Regions from separate parts of the Homo sapiens genome. Here region 1 is linked to region 2. A link is a contact called in ENCODE Hi-C or POLR2A ChIA-PET data. All regions are on one chromosome and are shown on one strand. Each heading gives the region's core, a stretch centred on a gene start or an enhancer-like site at or near the end of the contact. The rest is flanking DNA. Distances are from core to core; before and after follow the strand shown.

Region 1 (2,700 bases), core at 22-2,521, 45 kb before region 2:
AGGATGGTTAAACTGTAATGTTTATATTATGTATATTTTATCACAATAATTTTTTTTCTAATTTTAGGTGTGAGAGAGACAGCTACAGAAGAAATAATACGATAAAAAGTTAGAAGAATCCTACACTCAGGTTGCTCAGCAATTGTCCTTAAACATCTCTACTTCAGAAAAATAAAAATAGAAATTGTAGATGATGCACTATAAATGTGATTTATACAAAACAAAATGACATGGATTGGTAATTGGCACATCCATGTCAAAGAAAAGTCCTTGGCCTTTCACAAAAAGAACTCAGCCTCAGCATGTGAATGTGTATGTATACATCCATATGTACATACATATATATTTGTTTTAAGTTTTAAAAATTTAAGGTTTGCATCTCTCTCTTTCTGTTTCTCTCTCCTATGTTTTTCTAATCCCTGGCTTTAACTGATTTTTTAATCTTTAACTGACCAACAACTGTTTCTGATTGAATTAGAAAAGGGGGCTTCTCATGTATTAAAAATAAGATTTAGCTGTCTTTGGCTTAGCTGCCACCCACAGTGATGTTTGAATGCCACCTTCATTACATTACTGATATATAATCATTAGATATAATATGTGTGAAATACCCACATATCGCCTTCAGCAAGGCTCCAAGCTCTTCATTGAATTACACAACTCCCTACACAAAAGCATCCATTCATTTCTCTGCCATTGGAAAGCAGCCAACTGGGCAGTGGATAAAGGTGAAAGTCACTGATGTTACCCAATAGTTTGAGGGGGGAAAAAACAAGTAGAAGTCTAGATGCAAAATTATAGCCAGAAGAAATCTTAACCTTAAAATAAAAATGCTGTAAAACAACTCAGGACTTGGGTTAGACACTAAGGGCAACATCTCTTACACGTCTATGAGACATTGCAAAGAGTTATAAGAAAGCATTGGGAATTCAATGTTACTTTCCAAATTCATACATCAACAGATCCACAGGAGACCATGGGGCTATTCAATCAGACTTCTAATGCAAAGGGAATTTAACTATAGTGCTGTAGAGAAAAATTGACACCAGGTTCATTAGTGTGGGCCCATCTTGTTTTTAAATGCATTTAATGTTTTTAACGCTTTAAATATGTTTAATCATTAAATATCTTTAAGTGTGTTCAGTGTTTAAATGTATTTAAATGTTTTAAATGTTTGCAGTGACTTGCAAGTAGTGATGAACAAATGATGAATCAAACATTCACTCTGCTGGCTGTGAGCACGAGTCTCTCAGATCTGCCTGACCTCAAGTCATTCACTTCAGCATTATGAAATACTGGCATTGGCAAGGCACTTTGAAACCATCTGCTTCAATCCCATACAGTTCATTCTCTAACATCTCTTTGTCTAAAGGCCTCTCATGACCGTGAACTCACTATTTAATGAGAAAGGTCGTCCCCCTTTTGGACAATCCATATTGTTGAGATTCTCCATTATCTTGGACTTAAAATTTCCATCAACTAGTCTTCCTTAATAATAGCGCCATTGCCTCATATTTGTACAACCATTGTAGTTTTTCAAATATTTGAACTTTTTGCCATGTTTTTAGCCCTTCACAGAAATCTTGTGGGATGAACATCATGGCCCTTATTATCTGCATTCTAAAAGAAACAGAAGACCAGGTCGGGCACGGTGGCTCACATCTGTAATCCTAGCACTTTGGGAGGCTGAGGTGGGCAGATTATGAGGTCAGGAGATCAAGACCATCCTGGCTAACACGGTGAAATCCCGTCTCTACTAAAAATACAAAAAATTAGCCGGGCGTGGTGGCTGGCACCTGTAATCCCAGCTACTCGGGAGGCTGAGGCAGGAGAATGGCGTGAACCCAGGAGACGGAGCTTGTGGTGAGCCGAGAACACACCACTGCACTCCAGCCTCCGTGATGGAGCAAGACTCCAACTAAATAAAAAACAAAAACAAACAAACAAACAAACAAAAAACGGAAGCCTGAAGCACTTAGGTGTGTTAACAAAGCCCTTCAGGAAGAGCCTGGACTAATGTCTTTCCCTCTTAATACCAGTGGAGAAGGCTTTCCAATATTGTTTTTCGCCCTCTGGAGCAAGATGTAAAATTCTTTCTTTTCCATGTCAGGCTCTAGTCACAAGAGGTGGCTTCCCTCAACTGATCCCTTTAAGGCAAAAGTTCAAGGTGTGTCACCATCCTTGTTAAAACCCTTTCCAATGTCTTCTTAAAATTAGTTCCTCAACAAACTCCAGATATGGTCTAACAGAATATGGAGATATACAGAACCTGTCAAATGTGAAGAGGGGAGTAGCTATTGCTTCCCTTGTTCTGGTCACTACTTTTAATGCAAACTATTTACTTTTGGCAGCAGCCACAACACATCATTGAGTCACAGAAATTTTTTTGTAAAATAAAACCTTTGTTCTTATTCACAAACTGTTGTTAAGTCAGATTTTTCCACTCCAAATCCTTTCTGGAATGAGGTGGAATAAAGAGAAAGAAATAATGCAAAGCAAGAAGGGAGGAGGGTTGGTCTTTCTAGCCCAGTGGTCTCCAATGTTAGCCTGCTTCAGAAACATCTGGAGTGCTCATTAACACAGATTGCTAAGCCCCATCCCCAGAGCCTCTGATTTAATAGGATGAGGTGGAGGCCCAAGAATCTGCATTTCTAACAAGTTCCCAGGTGATGTAGAAGCTGCTAACCAGGGATTACTCTG
Region 2 (2,700 bases), core at 34-2,533:
ACACACCCCTACACACACACCTAGTAGCACTATCTCATCTACTACCTCTGTTTATTCACACACAGGATTCAGTACAAGCTACCTGGAGCTCTGCCTCAATCCCCTTCCCTTTTAGGAACATCGCAGAAAATTGAGCTTGTCCAGAGATAGAGTTTTGTTTTATTTGTGATCTTGTCACTGGTGCCTAATGAAGACGTCATGTTTGAACACAAAGAGATTTAAGATGTGGGATTCAGCAGACCCAGATTCTACTCCTGGATTTACCACTTAAAAATCTGGCCTTTCAGTCGGGCGCTGTGGCTCACACCTGTACTCCCAGCACTTTGGGAGGCCGAGGCGGGTGGATCACGAGGTCAGGAGATCCAGACCATCCTGGCTAACAAGGTGAAACCCCGTCTCTACTAAAAATACAAAAATTAGCTGGGCTTGGTGGCGGTTGCCTGTAGTCCCACCTACTCAGGAGGCTGAGGCAGGAGAATGGCGTGAACCCGGGAGGCGGAGCTTGCAGTGAGCCAAGACTGTGCCACTTCAATCCAGCCTGGGCAACAGAGCGAGACTCTGTCTCAAAAAAAAAAAAAAACAAAAACAAAAACAAAAATGTGCCTTTGGCAAATATCTTAAGCTCTAAGGCCTCAGTTTCCTCGTCTGTAAAATGTTAACAACACCTAACTTTCAGGGCAGTTGCGAAGGTTAGAGAAAGTAAGAACCAACAGAAGATACTGTAAGTGCCTTGACTTGTTGGGGTTCGGCTTGATGCACTGTCATTCCTTGCTCTGTACTAGTTTTACTAAAGTAACAAAGAGACCTTGGAACAGAAGAGAATTGATCTTGGGTAATTAACTCTCTCAGCTGCACTTTTCCCATCTACAAAGTAGGGATAATAATAGCATCTATCTCATAGAATTGAAAGGATGAGATAGGCTCATGAAAGCAGAACATTTGGCACTATGCCTGGCACATGGTAAGCACCCCAGCATGTTAGCCTCTGTTATTTTTTCCTAGATTCCAAGTTGCCAGCAAAAGGGCTTTTTCTGGCAAATCTCTGTTCCCTTCCCAGCTACCTACTCATTCAGGGATTCCTCTCAACACTGAGCTCCCTTCCCAGCAGCCTGACCCACCCCCACTCTATTCATCTCTGCTCTTCATCTCCAGATGAAGCAAAAATCTGGTAAATATTACACTTACAAGGTAACAGGTCTGGAATGCTTGGCATCCCAGGCGGAGTGCAGTTGCTTCTTGGCACCCGGACACATATACTCTGCAGCCTAGGGCCAAACTACATTTGGCTGCTTTGTGCAATTCAAATAAAGATATTAAAAATCTTCCAACTCTATAAACATTTGTACTATTTGCTAATCAAAGGGGTTAGCTAGGAAAAAAAAAACAGGCCATCTAAAGAGAACTTTGCATGCTGATTACTGTTGCCAGTTTCAGACTGTAAGGAGCTTAGCATGTGTGTGCACCATGTGAGTTTCTAACTTGGTGTGATAGCACAGTGATTTACACATTTTAGGCCAGGTGGAATCTACTTCTAGAGTGGAATGTCCGTCCCCAAACACACAAACCTAGGCCATTTTCATTCCAGAGTTTGTGCCCTTAATCATTACACTGTACTGCTGCTTTAGGGACACATGATTGGTCACCGACTTGAGCTTCCAATGAATGCGAGTGAGTGCTGACGATGGCAGCGACTTTGATAGGTAAATGTCTCAGCTCTACTATCTCACAGCTTGGGCAAGTTATTTAATCTCTCTCTGCCTTGGTTTCCTCACATGTGAAACAAAGAGAGTAATAATACCTATTATTGCCAGGATCAAATGAATATCGATGTCTCTAAAAGTGTTTAGAAGAGTGCCTGGAGTATATGAAGCACCGCATCGGTATTATTATTGTTGTTATTGTTATTATTGACTAAATACCAACTGTGGATAAAAGGAACTAGACATAGGTACTTATCAAAGGGTAACTGGTTCCTTAAGTAAGTAAAAGAAGTTAAATGCAATTGGATATTTTAAGACCCAGCTTCCTCCATTAACTAAAAGCATGTGAAAGAAAATGGTAAAATAAGATTGTATCACAGCCAGCTGACTTAAACTTTGGTCTACCCCGATTGAAAAATCAGGACTGACTGAACTTCTCTCAGGCATGAGAACAGAAAAAGGACACTGTTTTCAACTGGCTTCATCTTATCTTCCAGGTATTTAACCTCAGAACTTTTAAATAAAACCTCCTGTCAAATGACAACCTTGAGAAAAAATATGAAAGCTAGATTTGAGCATTAGAGAGGAAGAAAGACAGCATCAAATTAAAGAAAAGATGTTCCAGGCTCGCAGAAGTAAAAAAAAAAAAAAGAAAGAAAGAAAGAAAGAAAAAGAAATAAAATTAAAAAATAAAGAAAAGGTACTGGCCGGGCACGGTGGCTCACGCCTGTAATCCCAGCACTTTGGGAGGCCAAGGCGGGTGGATCATGAGGTCAGGAGATCGAGGCCATCCTGGCGAACCACGGTGAAACCCTGTCTCTACTAAAAATACAAAAAAATTAGCCAGGTGTGGTGGCGGGCGCCTGTAGTCCCAGCTACTCAGGAGGCTGAGGCAGGAGAATGGCGTGAACCCGGGAGGCGGAGCTTGCAGTGAGCCGAGATCGCACCACTGCACTCCAGCCTGGGTGACAGAGTGAGACTCCGTCTCTAAAAAAGAAAA

The links. A loop is a pair of places that touch in the nucleus more often than their neighbours do. ChIA-PET counts read pairs that join two places held with the same protein, here RNA polymerase II (POLR2A). Pooled maps may share reads with other maps.
Region 1: a map of PC-3 shows a loop between it and region 2 (2.3-fold over the local background). The contact joins two enhancer-like sites. A Hi-C loop is called at or near these places in 7 of 168 maps with a recorded cell type or tissue (Calu3, HepG2, MCF 10A and 4 more) and 2 of 50 pooled maps. POLR2A ChIA-PET finds 5 or more read pairs at or near these places in 3 of 52 experiments (MCF 10A, activated B cell and activated T-cell).

Annotation. Positions count from the first base shown.
Region 1 is chr1:218,424,447-218,427,146 of GRCh38, reverse strand. All of the region lies in intron 2 of TGFB2 (transforming growth factor beta 2), which reads right to left. Among named protein-coding and RNA genes, the nearest start is that of TGFB2-OT1, 17 kb to the left of the region's middle. Within about 2 kb of position 1,271, at least 6 of the 41 ENCODE cell types and tissues checked have a DNase peak (open chromatin) inside an H3K27ac peak, as active enhancers do; they include PC-3 and PC-9, where a contact is called at or near this core.
Region 2 is chr1:218,379,139-218,381,838 of GRCh38, reverse strand. All of the region lies in intron 1 of TGFB2 (transforming growth factor beta 2), which reads right to left. Among named protein-coding and RNA genes, the nearest start is that of TGFB2-AS1, 35 kb to the right of the region's middle. Within about 2 kb of position 1,283, at least 7 of the 41 ENCODE cell types and tissues checked have a DNase peak (open chromatin) inside an H3K27ac peak, as active enhancers do; they include PC-3 and PC-9, where a contact is called at or near this core.